Regions from separate parts of the Homo sapiens genome. Here region 1 is linked to region 2. Evidence: chromatin loops called from intact Hi-C (ENCODE). Cell type or tissue: Calu3. All regions are shown on one strand. Region 1 overlaps WDR7 (WD repeat domain 7). Region 2 overlaps WDR7 (WD repeat domain 7).

What was found. Peaks named below come from ENCODE experiments on the same cell type or tissue, not always from the same donor. Only the 100,000 strongest peaks of a DNase experiment are listed, where the experiment ranks them.
Region 1: a loop joins it to region 2, with 4 times the contacts of the local background. A loop is called at or near these places in 1 of 110 quality-filtered maps.

What each region holds. Positions count from the first base shown.
Region 1 is chr18:56,898,842-56,906,841 of GRCh38, forward strand. All of the region lies in intron 21 of WDR7 (WD repeat domain 7), which reads left to right. Among named protein-coding and RNA genes, the nearest start is that of WDR7-OT1, 140 kb to the right of the region's middle. In Calu3, no CTCF peak of the experiment used is centred here; a DNase peak (open chromatin) is centred at 4,660.
Region 2 is chr18:56,981,403-56,989,402 of GRCh38, forward strand. The region is part of intron 26 of WDR7 (WD repeat domain 7); the gene reads left to right. Among named protein-coding and RNA genes, the nearest start is that of WDR7-OT1, 55 kb to the right of the region's middle. RefSeq lists an enhancer at 5,270-6,119. In Calu3, no CTCF peak of the experiment used is centred here; a DNase peak (open chromatin) is centred at 3,509.

The DNA.
Region 1 (8,000 bases), 83 kb before region 2:
GATTCTACCAATACTAATTTTGATAATCATACAATGGTTATGTAAGTTGACCTTAGAAGAATCTGAGTGAAGAATTCTGTGAAATCTCTGTATTTATGCAAGTTTTCTGGAAGCCAAAAATTATTTCAAAATAGTTCTTAAAAAGCGGTTCTTCCTAGGTAGCAGAATAAAGATAGATTTATATTTTATAGTAGTATAAGTAATACTATATTTCAAAGTAGCTGATTATGTTAAGAATTAAGAATAGCAATTTAATGTTTCTATTCCTTCCCCAATATTTCTCCCTTTCCAGTTTTCGAGGGTGCTATACAACCCATGGGTAGAAAGTTTGGTACAGTTTTATTTATAGATTTAAAAATAGAAGCATAATAATTAGAGATTTTTAGCATATATCATTGTGTTATTAGGTAGGTCTTGGAATAGAGAGTATATTTTTCACATTCAACTTTATCCATGTCCATTAAGCCATGATGCTTCTTACCTCTAATTCATTATTTTAAATAGGTATATTTTTCCCCACTATATTACATGAAATAAAGTTGAAACAAAATATTAGAGTAAGTCATATTCTGAATTTTGTTTGTTGCTAGTCATAGGAGAAAAAAAGAAAAATCTTCCATGCTGTCCTCAAAGTTTTAAAAATTCTTATATTAAAGACACAATAATGTGTTTCTAAGGTATTGCCTAAATTCCTGAAAATTTTAAGGCATCTTTTGTTTTACCTTTTCAGAGTGTTTTTCTTCTGCACATGCCCATTGCAATTAATTGGTATTTTCCTTGAGCCCACACTAAGGAAAGCTACCCATGGGAATTAGATCCCAGTACAACATACTTTTCATTTGTTACCTTTAGTTTTGTATTTTATTGTTTTAAAAAAAAATCATTCTAGACTGTACAAGCCTGAAACTAATCTTGACTATATCTAATGTGTAAGAAATAAATGCTTTTTGTGTTAACGATTTCTGATCATCATATAAGCTTTAAGAATAAAGGAGTTTTATATTTCCATTGACAAAGTGCTGACACATTGATAAACAAGTAACTTTAGAAATAATCCCTAAGAATTCAATATGTGCTTTAAAGTTTTGCATTATTTATGTGTGCCTAGGTGATGACTGTCTGATTTATGCTCCAAACCTGTAGATTTTCTCCTTTAAGCAAATAAGAGTACATCATGATTAATAAGTGATCTCTGAATTAAGCTCACTGGACACATATATATATGTGTGTGTGTGTGTGTGTATATATATATATATATATATATATATAAAATTGTTAATGGCATTTTGATTTAGGCATTTTAGTAAATTTTCACTGTTATCAGAAATTTTATCTTGTCATCTATAGAGTAGACGGGCTGGACACTTTGGAGAACTTTTATAGTAACTGAATTGTACTACTTCATGATTTTGTAAAGAAAAGAGAAGGTAGAATTTTCTAGAATACTATTAAAGCTATGTAGTAGTCTCCAAGCCAGAGAAGTAAAAGCGGTTACTTTAGGTAGTGTAAAGTTGGTTCCCATTCATTCTTGAAGGGAGATGGAGAGGAAGGGAGGTAAATCAGTCAGGAAATAGAAACCACATCAGTTACCTAAACAGTGGAAGTTTAATACAAAGAGCTTCTCACTAGCAGAAAATGATTAACTACTAAAAGAGGTAAAAAGAGACTCAGGGGTCCAGAGATACTATGTGCAAAATATCAGCTACTACCTCGTCTAGGGTGCGGAAGAGTGGATAGTAAAGTGACTCAGGACTGGGAGAGGCCCTCCTCCAAGGCTAAGATTAGACTTCTTTAAAGAGTCAGTGATTCCTAGGGGAACATCGGGCTTGTAGATAATGAAATTTGCCAAAGTGGCCTACCGCTGCCTGTGAGTGGAGGCAGCTTGTTGCTAATCTGGAAGTTTCTTCAGGGATGGGGGCTAGAGCTGATGGGCTGGTCCAAGCTGGTCTATAGACACAGCCTGCCATTTTCCAAGGGTTAGGCCATCCACAGCAGCTTGGGGAGGGAAGTGTTTTTCCCCTTGCCGGATCTCTCCATTGACCTCTATCAATGAAGCTTAACATTCTGCCAGCTGGCAAAGGACATGTTTCCAGAGTCCAGCTCCAGTATTGCAAAGCAGTAGGTAAACAATGAATTTAGAGCTGAGATACTATACATTGCTAACTGTTCTAGAAGGAATAATTTACTGTTATAATTCTAAATACAGTCTCATAAATCAAAACTTTCACATCACTAAAATTTTATTATCTGCTTGGTTCTTTATAATGCTAATCATGGGCTAGGCATGATGGCTCATGCCTGTAATCCCAGCACTTGGGGAGGCTAAGGCCGAAGGATTGCTTGAGGCCAGGAGTTTAACACCAGTGTGGGCATAGCAAGACCGTGTCTTTGAAAATTTTTAAAAATAATAATGCTAATTATATTCTCTATAAATAGTTATTATAATGTCATTGTCTTAAGTTTTGAAAGGACAATCCAGAAATTGTTCTCTATTTTGTTGCTTTCTGGGAAGTACTCTTATCATAGCTGGGTAGATCTCTAGGCAGTATAGTCATGGGGTAGGTTTGAAAACCAGGCCATGCCTCAAAAAATGAATTCTACCTCTGTAGAGTAAGCACAACTAACTCCATTTTGCATTTACAGATAAATAAATGATGGTTGGCAACTGTTGTCCCCAAATTTGCATTTCAATGGCCTAGTAATGTCCCATCGCTTACCTAGTACTTCACAAGGATGTTAGTGATAAGGAATAATTAATGATCTGTTAACAAGATCACATCTTTGATTATAATGTACAATAGATGTACAAATTCTATATTTAACTTTTATTTGCCTTTTAATTGCTATGGATTTCTGAGCCTGCTACTAGGTGCTTTATCAGACTGAAGAAATGGTCCCTATAATCTCTTATCCTCAGTCCCAGTGGTCATTACAATGTATTTTCTCCAAAATAGAAAAGGCAACCTAGTTGCATTGTATGTTGTAAAATGTTGGAGTGCCATCCATTTTAGCTGCGGTTGTCAGTTCACTGGGACAGCATTCTGGGAGTAAAGAAAGAATAAAAATGGCAAGCAGAGGATTTACTAGTGTCTTTGTGTTCATGGTTTGAAGGGCGAATACTACTATTGGCAAGTGGAGAATTCTTCAGACTTTTAAGTGCTACAGAAGAGTTTCAGGCTTGTTAAGCTCAAGCTCATTTAAAATTCTACTTTGTCTGACTGACCATCACATCACAAAGCAGTCTGCTCAGAATGTCACCAGTGTCAGTTCTGTGACCTCCGGAACTGCATATAGCAGTTGGCTTGAGTTGAACAGGCCACTCTGCTTCTGGGAAGAGAAGAGTTCTGGGCAATAACACAAGTCCTAAAATATTGATGTGGCTACTTCTAAAGTATAGCAATATTACATAGTTATATGCAGTGTGTCATTCAAGCTGTTTTCATTGCCCAGAAATCATAGTGCTGAGCCTATCTTTTGTCAATCAAGTTAATTTTGGTAACTACAAAGTAGAGTTTGCCTTTGTGGACATTTATATAGGGACATGTATATATAATTATATAATGTGCTTATTTAAAAGCTATATTTTTTAAATGCTAGACAAAGATTGAAATGTTATTGTCTTATTTAGTACCTCCCTTAAATCATGTACAGACAGACATCCAGGTAAACACAGATGGAAACTCTGTGATTTTTCTGTCTGAATGCCTGTGTTGCAGGTGTAGTGGTATTAAGGACTATTGTATCAAATATTAACTTGTGTCATATGAAATTGCCATTTTTGAGGGTCAAAGATGGTCAAATATTGGCTATTTCACATGGCTCATCCTAATAGTAAATTTTCAACTGTGCTAGGATTTGGAAGTGCACCAGCTTTTTAAAGCAAATTATATAAACCAGAGCTCAAATTAACAACTGGACAAAAGACAGACAAGTATGATGTTAAGGGAAGTAAAAGGTAATGAGTGACTTATGACTCAGTCTTTTACTGCAGCAGCATAAGGAAGGTGTGACTCTCATCACTGTATCGATAGAAAGTGTTTTGGTTAACAGATTTTTTCATTCTCTCAAAAATGCGTTTTATGTCTAGGAATGTGTGAATTTTTGCAGGTTCTTTCAAACTTGCTTACGTGGTTGCCCTCCTGACACACCACCCAGTAGGTTCTTATTTCAGAACCTTTCTGAAATAAATATTGGCCTTTCTGACTTAAATATCAAGGTGATTGCCCGTTGGCAGCATTGTGTATTAATGCCTTGGGTGGTAGTTACTTGCTTTTGTTTTATACTTAATAGCAACCTTGCCTAAAAACATACTAGAGAGTACCTCATCAACCGTTGAGGTTTTGCATCTTTTATTGGTCTGCCTTTATTTTCTGATATTTTCTAAAGATGGTGTTTCACTGAGGTCTTTTAATTCCATGAATGAAGTTGTAATTAGTTCGGTATTATTTTTAATAATCTTCATTCTGGTGGTAAAATTCACTTGTTGTTTTGAGAGTTGAGCTGTGGATAGTAAGTATCCATTAATAAAACAGTAGCCAATTGGTATATTTGTTTTTCATTTTATTTTTATTATTTATTTATTTATTTATTTACTTTGAGAAGGAGTCTTGCCCTGTCACCCAGGCTGGAATGCAGTGACGTGATCTCGACTCACTGCAGCCTCCGCCACCTGGGTTCAAGTGATTCTTCTGCCTCAGCCTCCCGAGTAGCTGGGATTACAGGCATGTGCCACCATGCCTGGCTAATTTTTGTATTTTTAGTAGAGACAGGGTTTCACCATGTTGGCCAGGCTGGTCTTGAACTCCTGACCTCAAGTGATGCGCACTCCTCGGCCTCCCAAAGTGCTGGGATTACAGATGTGAGCCACCACACCCAGCCATTTTTCCATTTTCAATGGAAGTTGGATTTGGTGTTCTGTCAGATTCAAGAAAATTACTATGGACCACAAGTAGATTCCTTGCCATCTCACTGGTGATAAGCAATCATTTTGTTCTGTTATCCAGAAATGAAGTTATTTTAAAAATTTGGTTGTGACCTCGTTTGATTCCACCTTCCATGGTTCAAAATCTAGCTAAATTACAATGTGCTATTCAGAGAATTTTTTATTTCCTGACTCACAGCTTAACCTTTAAAGTGCGGTTAATGCAGTGTTTAGTTAATGCATTGTTTAAAGTTGATGGATTGATAAATTTGCAGAACTCTTTTATCTTAAATATGAGAATGCTCAAAATAATTTTTTTTTTTTTGAGATGGAGTCTTTCTCAGTTGCCCAGGATGGAGTGCAGTGGCGCGATCTCAGCTCACTGCAACCTCTGCCTCCTGGGTTCGAGTGATTCTCCTGCCTCAGCCTCCCGAGTAGCTGGGATTACAGGCACCTGCCACTATGCCCAGCTAATTTTTGTATTTTTAATAGAGACGAGGTTTCACCATGTTAGCCAGGCTGGTCTCTAACTCCTGACCTCAGGTGATCCGCCTGTCTCATCCTCCCAAAGTGCTGGGATTACAGGTGTGAGCTACTGTGCCTGGCCTCATAATAATTTTTAATGCAGTGTATTTTTCAAAACCTCAGCTATTAGTATAGTTTTTAATTAGAAGTGTTCTGCATTTAAGCTTAATTACCTCTAAACTTGCTAACAATAATAGCCTAACTTTTGGGGCAACAATATGTTTTTTGTAGCCTTTTGATTTCAAGATACTCATGATTTTTTATGTGACATTATTAGGTTTTTACAATTATTGCCCCTGTGCAGAGTGGAGAGTGGCAGCCATTCCTGCTTTCCACATGTGGAAACCAAGATAAAGAATGCACTTTCTTCCTGACAGAAAGAAAGAATCCATGTGCAGAGTCTTTTGCTCTTATTTAGGATTATTAAGTGACTATGTGTAAGCTCATGTTTGAATACATTATCTTGCTTAGGAAACTCACCTTCAATTAACCCTTTTTTTTGAGCTTCTTCCCTGAAAATGCCAGAATCTTTGTGGTGTGGTCATCTCCAGATGAACTAGAGAACATTAACAAATTGTTATATAAAACAGTGAGAGAACCATGGAAGGAATGACGCAGCTACTTATTAGGGCAAATGTTCTCCAGGCAAAAAATTGACCCGAAGCCGTTACAAACATAAGAAGAAAGTAGATAGATAGTCTCACAGATTGAAAGGTAAGTGTGGCTTAGAGAGTATGAAAAAGGTAGGACTTTGGTGAAGACAATTAAACCTAAAATTTAAGGAGTATCTTACCTGAAACAATAAGGAACTTGTAGACTGTATTATTTCCCTTTATGATTATAGACAATTTCTGTTTGTTTATTTTGTTTTATTCTGTTTTGAGATAGTCTTGCTCTGTCATCCAGTTTAGAGTGCAGTGGCACCATCTTGGCTCACCCCAACCTCCACCTCCTGGGTTCAAGAGATTCTCATGCCTCAGCCTCCCGAGTAGCTGGGACTACAGTTTTGCACCACCACACCCAGCTAGTTTCTGTATTTTTAGTAGAGACGGGGTTTCTCCATGTTGGCCAGGCTGGTCTTGAGCTCCTGGCCTCAAGTGATCTGCCCACCTCAGCCTCCCAAAGTGCTGGGATTACAGGCATGAGCCACTGTGCCTGGTGTGATTATAGACAATTTTCAGAAGATATTGATAAGGATTTCTGCTTAGCTTCTGACTACTTTTATTCTAGAGGATTAAGAGTTACAAATGTACCCTGAGAACTTACAATTCAAGGAAAATCTTTTATATTTAGTAGCAGTAACTACATGAAATTTTATTTATATTTATTATGAAACTATATATATATATATATATCATATGAAATTATACAGGTGCTAAAAGAAATGTAATTTAATGTGAAAACACCTCCACTTACAGTGACTGAGAATCCAGGAGCGATTTATCTATTTATATTTCTTTCAAATATTATAAGCAAAATAAAAAGACAATACTAACTGTAGTGGATTGAAATAGGAACCTATCAAATTTACTTTGATTCATTGAAGAGTTCAAAGTGGTACTCGGGGAAAAAAAATCACATAAACCTCAGTGTCATTTTTGAATGATGCTAGGGAATTAACTTATTTTGAAAATTAGTACATTTTATACACATGTACCTCAGCATAATCAAATGGTTGATGAAAGGAAATTCTTCTTTATAACAATATTGTAGCCAATAAATGAAGAAGGAATGATGGAATATAATCATTTTGCCACCCCTAATGTATTAATGGACCTGGGCAATCACTCCTAATATCACCGTAAGAGAGAGCCAGGCATTGTACGCTTCTGATGGAAGTACATAGCAGATCTAAGAAATCGTTAAAAATTCAAACTGAATCTGTTCAACCAGTTTATAGGAACTACAAAGGCTAGAAAACACTTTAAATATTGTCATAGGAATATACTCAGCAGGATCCAGATTTGAGGAGACTCTATGGGATAAAAGAACTGATTTCTTCAAGAAAAGGGGTAGGGGCAAACTGTAGATTAAGCGATTTAGGAGACATTTGAATTATGATTGGAAGAGACAGATGTAAATAAGTGAAGGAAAGAAAAAAGGCATGAAAGAGACAAGAGAGGGCATTAAAGAGGGGGAAGCAAATGAGAGTGTGGATGAAACAAGATTAGCCACTGGTTCAAAGTTGTTGAAGCTGGATGATGGGTACAGCAAGGCTTATATGCTTCTTTTTTCTTTTTCTTTCTTTCTTTCCTTCTTTTTTTTTTTTTTTTGAGATGGAATTTCACTCTTGTTGCCCAGGCTGGAATGCAATGGCATGATCTTGGCTCACAGCAACCTCCACCTGCCAGCTTCAAGTGATTCTTCTGCCTCAGCCTCCTGAGTAGCTGGGATTACAGACATGTGCCACCACAGCCAGCTAATTTGTATTTCTAGTAGAGACAGGATTTCACCATGTTGGCCAGGCTGGTCTTGAACTCCTGACCTCAGGTGATCCACCCACCTTGGCCTCCCAAAGTGCTGGGATTACAGGCATGAGCCACCATGCCCAGTC
Region 2 (8,000 bases):
GCACAGACATGTCTGTGCTCGACATAAAAATTTAGATATCATTGGCTTGTTGATGTATTTAGAGCTATGGCAACAGATAAATGTAGAGTGAGAAGAAAATAGGGCTGGGACAAAGCCCTGAAAAACTTCAGTGTTTAGAGATAAGATGGAGAGATGCATCTGGCAACAATGGGAGAGTGGATGGTTTGAAGGCATGAGAAAAGTCAGAATGTGGTGGTGCCATAGATACTCAAAGAGGAGTGTCTCATGGAAGAAATGCTGCCAAAAGGTCAAGTAAGATAAAAATTATGAGAAGTCCATCAGATTTGGCAACAGAAGGTCACTGGTGACTTTACAAAAGCAAGCTCTGTGCAGTAGTGAGGTAAAGGCCTGGCAGCAGTGGACTAAGTAGGAAGGCAGGCCAGTTGAGACCTGCTTAGCTTGAAAAGTAAGAGAAGAGATAGAAGAGAGTTTTGCTTTTTAAGATGTCTGTTGTTACATGTGCTGTAGGATATTTCACTACTACAGGAGAACAACTGACCCATGGTTTACCAAGGTAAAACCCTCAGTGATAGGGAAGGGTTTAACAAGAGATGTGAAAGATATGATTTTGGATATGCCATGAAAAAAATACTCCGCACATTGTATACTGATCAGTGTTAACACTATTATTCTGAACCGTTTTAATATCAATTTAATGTTAACCCCCAAAATCCAAGGGGCATTAAGGTCTGTGCTGATGAAAGTAATGAAGGGACCATTGAGACAAACCTGAAATCCTAGGTTTGTGCCAAAAGCCCGTATCTGACTTTAAATAGGGCCACTTGTCCAGGGGTTTCAAGGACACACATTACTTTAAAATTTGGTGGATTTCAAAGGCACCCAGCTTCTGAATATTCTTAAAAGAAATTATGCTTACAGGATTAATGAGCATATCTGTTTTGCCAAGGAGGGAGCATTATTCGTTTCACAACAAAGGCTTCCTTTTCATATTAGCAAAGGTATCAGAATTGACTCCCACAATTGTTAGAGGCTTTTTCTTCATTTTTGGTGAGGGGTGTAGATTCAGTTTTGGAATTTTCATCAAGGAAAATTTTCGTCAAGGAAATACAAGAAGGCTCATGAGCTTGAGCTATTTTCACATGGTTTAGGCATCTCACTGAAAGAAGAGCTTCTTTTCTAATTTTTCACCTTTTTCCATGAAGCAGATAGAGAGCTGTTTACTACAGCCTTTGTCTGGGTTTGGCATTGATTTTAAATCACCTGGATTGATCATGTGGTTATGGGACTTAAAAAAATCCCACCAAATACCAAAGCCTCTAAACACAATTAGAATTGAGGGGTTTTTAATCTGCTAGCATTATGTCCATAGGAGTACATTCTAAATTATTCTTAACTTCTGCTCATGTTAGGTGAAAATAAAGCACCATGATAATGTGTAGTGTCTGAGGTTCAGCAGATGCTCTCTAAACATGTAGAAATGTTCCTAGTTTTCAAAATGAGGAAGCATCTAAAATCTATGTCTGTCTTGGAGTATTTCACTGCCTTGGCAGTTTCCTCAGCCAATAAGAGAAAAATAGGCAAATCAACCAGCTGTCATGTCACACACTCCTCAGCTGCAGGACAACAGCAGGATTTAGGCAAGCTGATCTCAACCAGATTTGACAAAGAGGTGGAAGGTCTAAAATTAAATAGGTCAACACAAATTATCTAATAATAGGTAGGTGTGAAGGGACAACAAGGGGTCCCAGAGGAGAATTGCTTTTTAAAGACTGTGTATACTCTTGCTTTTCATTTCGGACTTGTCATTGTTAGCAGCATCTGAGTCTGAACCGTCTTATTTGATAATGAAAAGGTTCCTATTTTTTACTAAATACCTTTAGATTGTTAGTAAAAGTGGCGTTTTCATGAAGTAAATATTTACAAAGCTTCAAACTACTTTAAGAAGCCACCTTTCCTATTTTCAAGGCAGTAATTTTTCTGTGGCTTGCTATAGTACTCAGTTTTGTTGTCATGGTGACTAGATAATATAACTTTTCAAAAATGGAAACCTGCTTCTAACTATATTGCACCAGCCTACCAGTCATAAATGTAGAGTCCAGAGTGGACAATTTATACTCAGTTTCTCTCCTAGTTAAAGTCTAGGTTTACTTTATAGACATCATATTTCAATAAACACACACACACACAGAGAGAGAGAGAGAGAGAGAGAGAGAAATAAACTCCCTGTCAGTTTCCTAACAGTAAAACATAACCATCAACAAAGAAATTATTTTTTGATTCATATTCTTACTAGTCAAAAAATGTGTCCCCAGAATAAGTATAATTTTGGAGCATTCTTATGGTAGCATCTTACTAAACAATATAGAACTGTTATCCTCAATAGCTGTAAATAATTGTCAGTGAAAAAGGGAAACAAGATAGTCTCTTATCACTAGAATAAACAGATAATATTCCTTTAAAATACAATTAAAATGCTATAAGGGATCAGTGATTTGTTTCCTAAATTCACTTACATGCCATTTTACACAATTGCAGTTTTTTCTTTTTTCATTTCTTTTAAATATTGTAACAATAGAAACATATTACACTTCTTCCTATGACATATTTGAGGAATGTTTACAGTTATCACAGTCTTGAGCTAGGACACGTCCTAATGCTTAAAGATACTATTTTATCCGTTTGAAAAAAAGAAGAAATTTTAATTGTGAAAAATAAGAAATAAACCTTAAAAATTTTCACTGTCCTATTTTCTTCCAGCACCTTTTCTTCATGTTTCATGAAAGATGGCTTTACATAGTAACTTAGAAATAACACCCAATGATTAACAGAATGATGGATGTGATGAATCACCTTTCTCTTGAGAAATAATAAATCAACATATTCCTACCCATAAATTTTTACTGAAATGTATGAAATATTAGCATCATATATTTAGCAAAGTGTCAGTTACAAAAACTGTTGGCAAAATGTCCTCAGAACCAATAGAATACATTTAAATGTTATGTTCCTTTTTTGGAAACAAAGTTATTCAAATATAATTCACACTTTCTAAAATGTAGCATAGTTTTAGTTCTTATTTACCCTTCTAATGATAAACATGAGCATGATCTGTTTGAGCACTAGCAATACTAGACACCAAAGTTAACAAAGTAAAATCTCCCAAACTGGAATGTTTTACTCACAAAAAAACTTGGTTAAACTTTGATTTTAATATTATAAACTAGAATACTTCATAAGACCATGTTTGCCCTTTTTTATATTTAAGTCATTATGTCTTAATCCCTATTTATGCAGCACTTTTTAAATGAAACCTTCCCCTGGGTTCATTTTTGGGCAGACTTTATATTGAATTGTGTTTGGATTTTTTGGAAGCCTCTTTGAAGGATGAATTTGTGATTGTTAGTTGCACAACCAGTTTCCTTTATTTTCATTTTGGGGGCGGTTTTCCTACAGCAGCCATAGCGTACTGTGGGAAGTGGAGCAGGGCAGTGCCCTTCCCTGGCTGTATTGATTTGCCCTTCAGCTGTGTGCAGTGCCGAGAGAACCTCGGGCCTTGTTGTTGATTATCTACACAATGTCTCTGGGAGCATTATTGACCCATTGCTGCCGACTGCCTGTGGCTCTTGATTTTTCACACCATCTCCATGACACTCATAATAAAACATACTATCTTATTGCTACTCAGCTCTGGGAGCCAACTGATTCAGCCTTAGAACACCACAGTGTTTCTGGAGAACATTTATTGTATGTGGGGTAAAGTGTTGCAGCAATTTTAGGATTCTGTCCTGTGTACTTTTAATAGCTACTTCTATAGCAAGATTCCACACACTGCTAAATTTTTATTGTCTTAAAAAAGCCAGTGCTAGCTTTGCATATATTGTCAACATGAAATTTAGCATGATTAATATAAATATTATACTTTTAAAATAATAGGCTAAGGAAAAGAATATTTTGCATTAACATTAGGCTTGACATGTTGCTATAACATGTATTTTCAAAACCAAATTTTAAAATATATCACAAGGATTATGCTATGATTTGTTACTGTGGTATATATTTGTTATAGTGAATGGGGAGGAGGTGGGGGAAGTTGAAGTTTCTGATTGTATTTGATTAGTATGTTTCTAATTTGCCATTCTCAAAATGTCTTCCAAGATACATTTTAACTTCTCTATATCAAGTACACAAAATCAAGTAAAATCTTTCCTCTTAGTTACCTTGAAATATTTTTTTAATTGAAGCTTTAATCAGTGGAAAATGGGTCTCCTTGAGCATGTATTTTTGTTTTATATTGTTTTATATTGGAGGTTTTATATATTTTATTAATTTTTAATTATTTCTGATATATTTCCTAATCCACAATTAGCATTAACAGGTATTGTACACTAAGTATTGATGGAAATTATAGCATGTCAAAAGGAGCTCAGAGATCCTAAGAAACAGGCTTTTTCTGTTGGTAGAGTGAATAAAATGTACATGTTTCTTAAAGAGAGTTTAAATATTTTCATGTATATTAACTGCTGTTACTATAGGAAAGGCAATATAGCTCAAAAAGGGGCAATTACTCTAAATTTGTGTTGGACATTTTTATAGGAAAGATAGGTCACAAATTAGGTTAATATAATTGGTTGCTTTTTACTGAAGTTGTTTAGAGTGTTTTCATTAGAACAAAATTTTCTTTAACAAACCTACTTTAAATAAATTCAGACTTTGGAAATTATAATAGAGCTAATTTCAGCTTCTTTGTGTGTGTGTGTGTGTGTGTGTGTGTGTGTGTGTGTGTGTGTGTGTGTGTATACATATTCAACTTCATGATTTCCCTGAACTAGGGTCTGTTTCCAAAACATCTACTGTAATACTGATAGCGATATGTTCAATGATTAGTAGCTCACCACTTTAAGATGTTTAAAATTTTGACCATTTATATCAGTGAATTTTGCAATTTAAGAAAAGGATCTTGCTTTTAAACTGTGGTATTATCAAACTACCAACACTTTGACATTTTGAAATGATAATTCCTTTGTTCTGGTTTATGGATTTAGTTTTCATGTTTTATCATACTTTGATAGGTTTTATGTTTGAAGGATACATAGTTTTCTAAATGTATGCTTTTAAAAATGTCAAACCACTATAAAATAAGGATTTTTAAATTAAAGCTTTCAGAAGTGTGGCTTCAGAGGGTGGGGTGGTATATAGTATAGCCTTAGTGGGCTGCCTCTGGATGACAGATCTGTACAGAACCCCAGACAACAAAGTTGTCCCTAATTTTAATCTAGCTGCTTCTCAGCTGATTTACTTTCAGTTTATGTCCACTTGATGTAAACAGAACCCAATGACGGGGGAAAATAAAAAAAAAATAAAAATAAAAGGCATTCCACTTCTCATCCCTCCAAATTAGTGTTGTTCTATTGAATTAAAAAATTGAATCTCCTCATCATTTTTCATGCCAAATTCATGACATTTTAGGACACAGGATGAGAGTAGATGCCATTAAACCCTGTAAGTCTCAAGCAGAGGCCTTTTTTAAAATCAAGGTCCATAGGCTTAGGCAACAGTTCAGTAACCTTTGGGAAAACCACAGGGTGTGTTTTACCTATTGTTATGCAAACATTGTTCTTCCAGAGCTGACCTTTACTCACAGGGATTTAACAGCCATAGTAAGTCAGGGTTTGAATTCCCTGTGTCTGAGTTGCGGATCAAGTTTACAATAACCATGTTCACAATTGTTTTGAGCGCTTCCACCTGATGGTTTTTGATAGCATGAGGTTTGTGTTCCACTTAAGCCTAAGTATTTCAGTGTGTCTTTGGACATTCAGAACCACTTGAAAGTGTACACAAGGATTCCTCTAACTGAGACATAATCATCAGGTATTGCAAAGGTTAAGCCTTATCATCTGTACCAAAAAAAAAAAAAAAAAAAAAAAAAAGGTGAGGTTTCATCAAAAACTTCCATCCTCACAACCTTTCGACCACAATTTGATGATGATTATTGATTATCTCACAGCCTTTCACTCACGCTCTGCCACCGCGGCCAGCCCTGATATACAGATAGGGCTGCAGTCCAGCTAAAATAAGACTCCATCTTGATAATGGACTGAGATGAGGATACTGTTATTTGATAAAGATAATTGATGTTTCACAGTGAATTGGAAAGCAGCTTCAAGTGCACCATATCTGAAGCTATATTTTGTCCACAAATATGGCAGTTGTTTATAAAAATAGAACAAAAGAACTAAAGTTACGTATTTGGGCATAACCTTTTAAAGCATTTTGGTGCTATGATTTTTTTTCTTTTGTGCTTGATTATTTTAAGGTGTAATAGAGAAAAAAATAGTAAAGAGTATATCACGTTATTTTTTGTCTCTGGTTTCAGGTTACTTTGTTAAAATCGTACATGGTGTAGGTGTTATTGATCAGTTCCCTTGCAGACTTAATACTTAAATCCTATGCTTGGATTATGATGAATCACTGTCATGCATAAGCTGGATATCTTAGGTCAAAGTTAAATTTCATGTTATCATTAATTTCTTGAACATTTTACATACTGTGTGAAAACACAATTTAAATTATTAATCATAAATATCATGTCTCCTGGAAAATGTAATTCAAATAATCTGGGAATGCAGACTGGGTTTCTCCTCATTTATTATTAACAAATTTCTCTAAAAATAACATGTAACTCATTGTGTCTGTTCATCACGCCTCCTTCAGCCACCAGATTTAAGTTGATTAAGGTATCATTCATCTTAGGTACTGTTCATCCGATTTCTTTTAGTCTTATCACCTTCGTAACCCCTAATTAAGCAATAAGGCTTGACAGGGAGTATGGTTATCATGAGATAATGACACCCCAAGTGTGTTGTGAGGCATAAGGTTCAGCTGAGTGCTTCTAAACCTCTAGGGGTGTGATTATCTCATGATAAACATACCACATTGCTGCTCATTGATATCATTGCTGCCTGTGTGCAGCACTCCAGTTGAGGCAAAATTGACATTTCCTTGCCCACCTTCTCAGCCAATCCAAATTGGTGCTTCTATAAAATTGTTAGTTCAGGTCTCAGATTTATAAGCCAAAGTTTAAACCCATAAGCTTTTATTTTATTGTTTAAGTGGTATCAGTTGAACATGCAAGTACATCTTTGAAAAAAATATAAATTTATTTTTTAAAGGTAAGTTTCCTCAGAAGAAAGACCTCATGGAAGGCAAGTGTGTGTGTGTGTGTGTGTGTGTGTGTGTGTGTGTGTGTGTGTGTATAGAGTCGTCGCAATTTTGCAGCAGTTAATAGACCCTACTCCAATAAAAAAAATTGGGCATTCTTATAAATTCAGAAGAAGCATGGTTGTGCTTTAATTCAAAAAAAGTTATTAAATAGTTGGAAGTTCTATAGGGAATATTAATTGGATGTTTGGTTTAGGAAATTCTTTTTAACTTATTTGCAATTATCACAGTTAATAATAGACCAAGGGAGAGGGGGATGGAGAAAAATGTTAGTTTTGTAGCCTTGTTTTTGTTCCGGTTTCTTGTAAATTGATTATATTTCAGGGAAGAATAATTTATGTTTTTTTATATTGGCTCTGATTTGGTATTTAACAGAAAAAAATTGAATTATCTACAGTAATTTTGGTTTGACTCTTAAAGGAGAAAAAGATGCCACCTTTTAGATATAACTCTCAGGAGTATATGTGTGTATGGTTTTTTGAAAAAAAAAAAAAATGGTGAGAATACCATGGCTAATTTTATAATGTTTTCAGCATGAATTTAACTGTGTCTTCTAAAGCAACATTATTCATTAGGACTTTCTGTGATGATAAAAATATTCTGTGTCTGTACTCTCCAGTGTGATAGCCATTAGCCATATGTGGCTAATAAGACTGAGGAGTTGAGTTCTTTGTTTTACTTAGATGTCATATTCTAAAGAAAATCCTTGAAAGTTAATTTTTCTCAAGCTCCTCACAAAATTTCCAATAAATGAATTATCTTATGGCTTTAAAAAATGATATTTTTTCCAAGTAATTAGT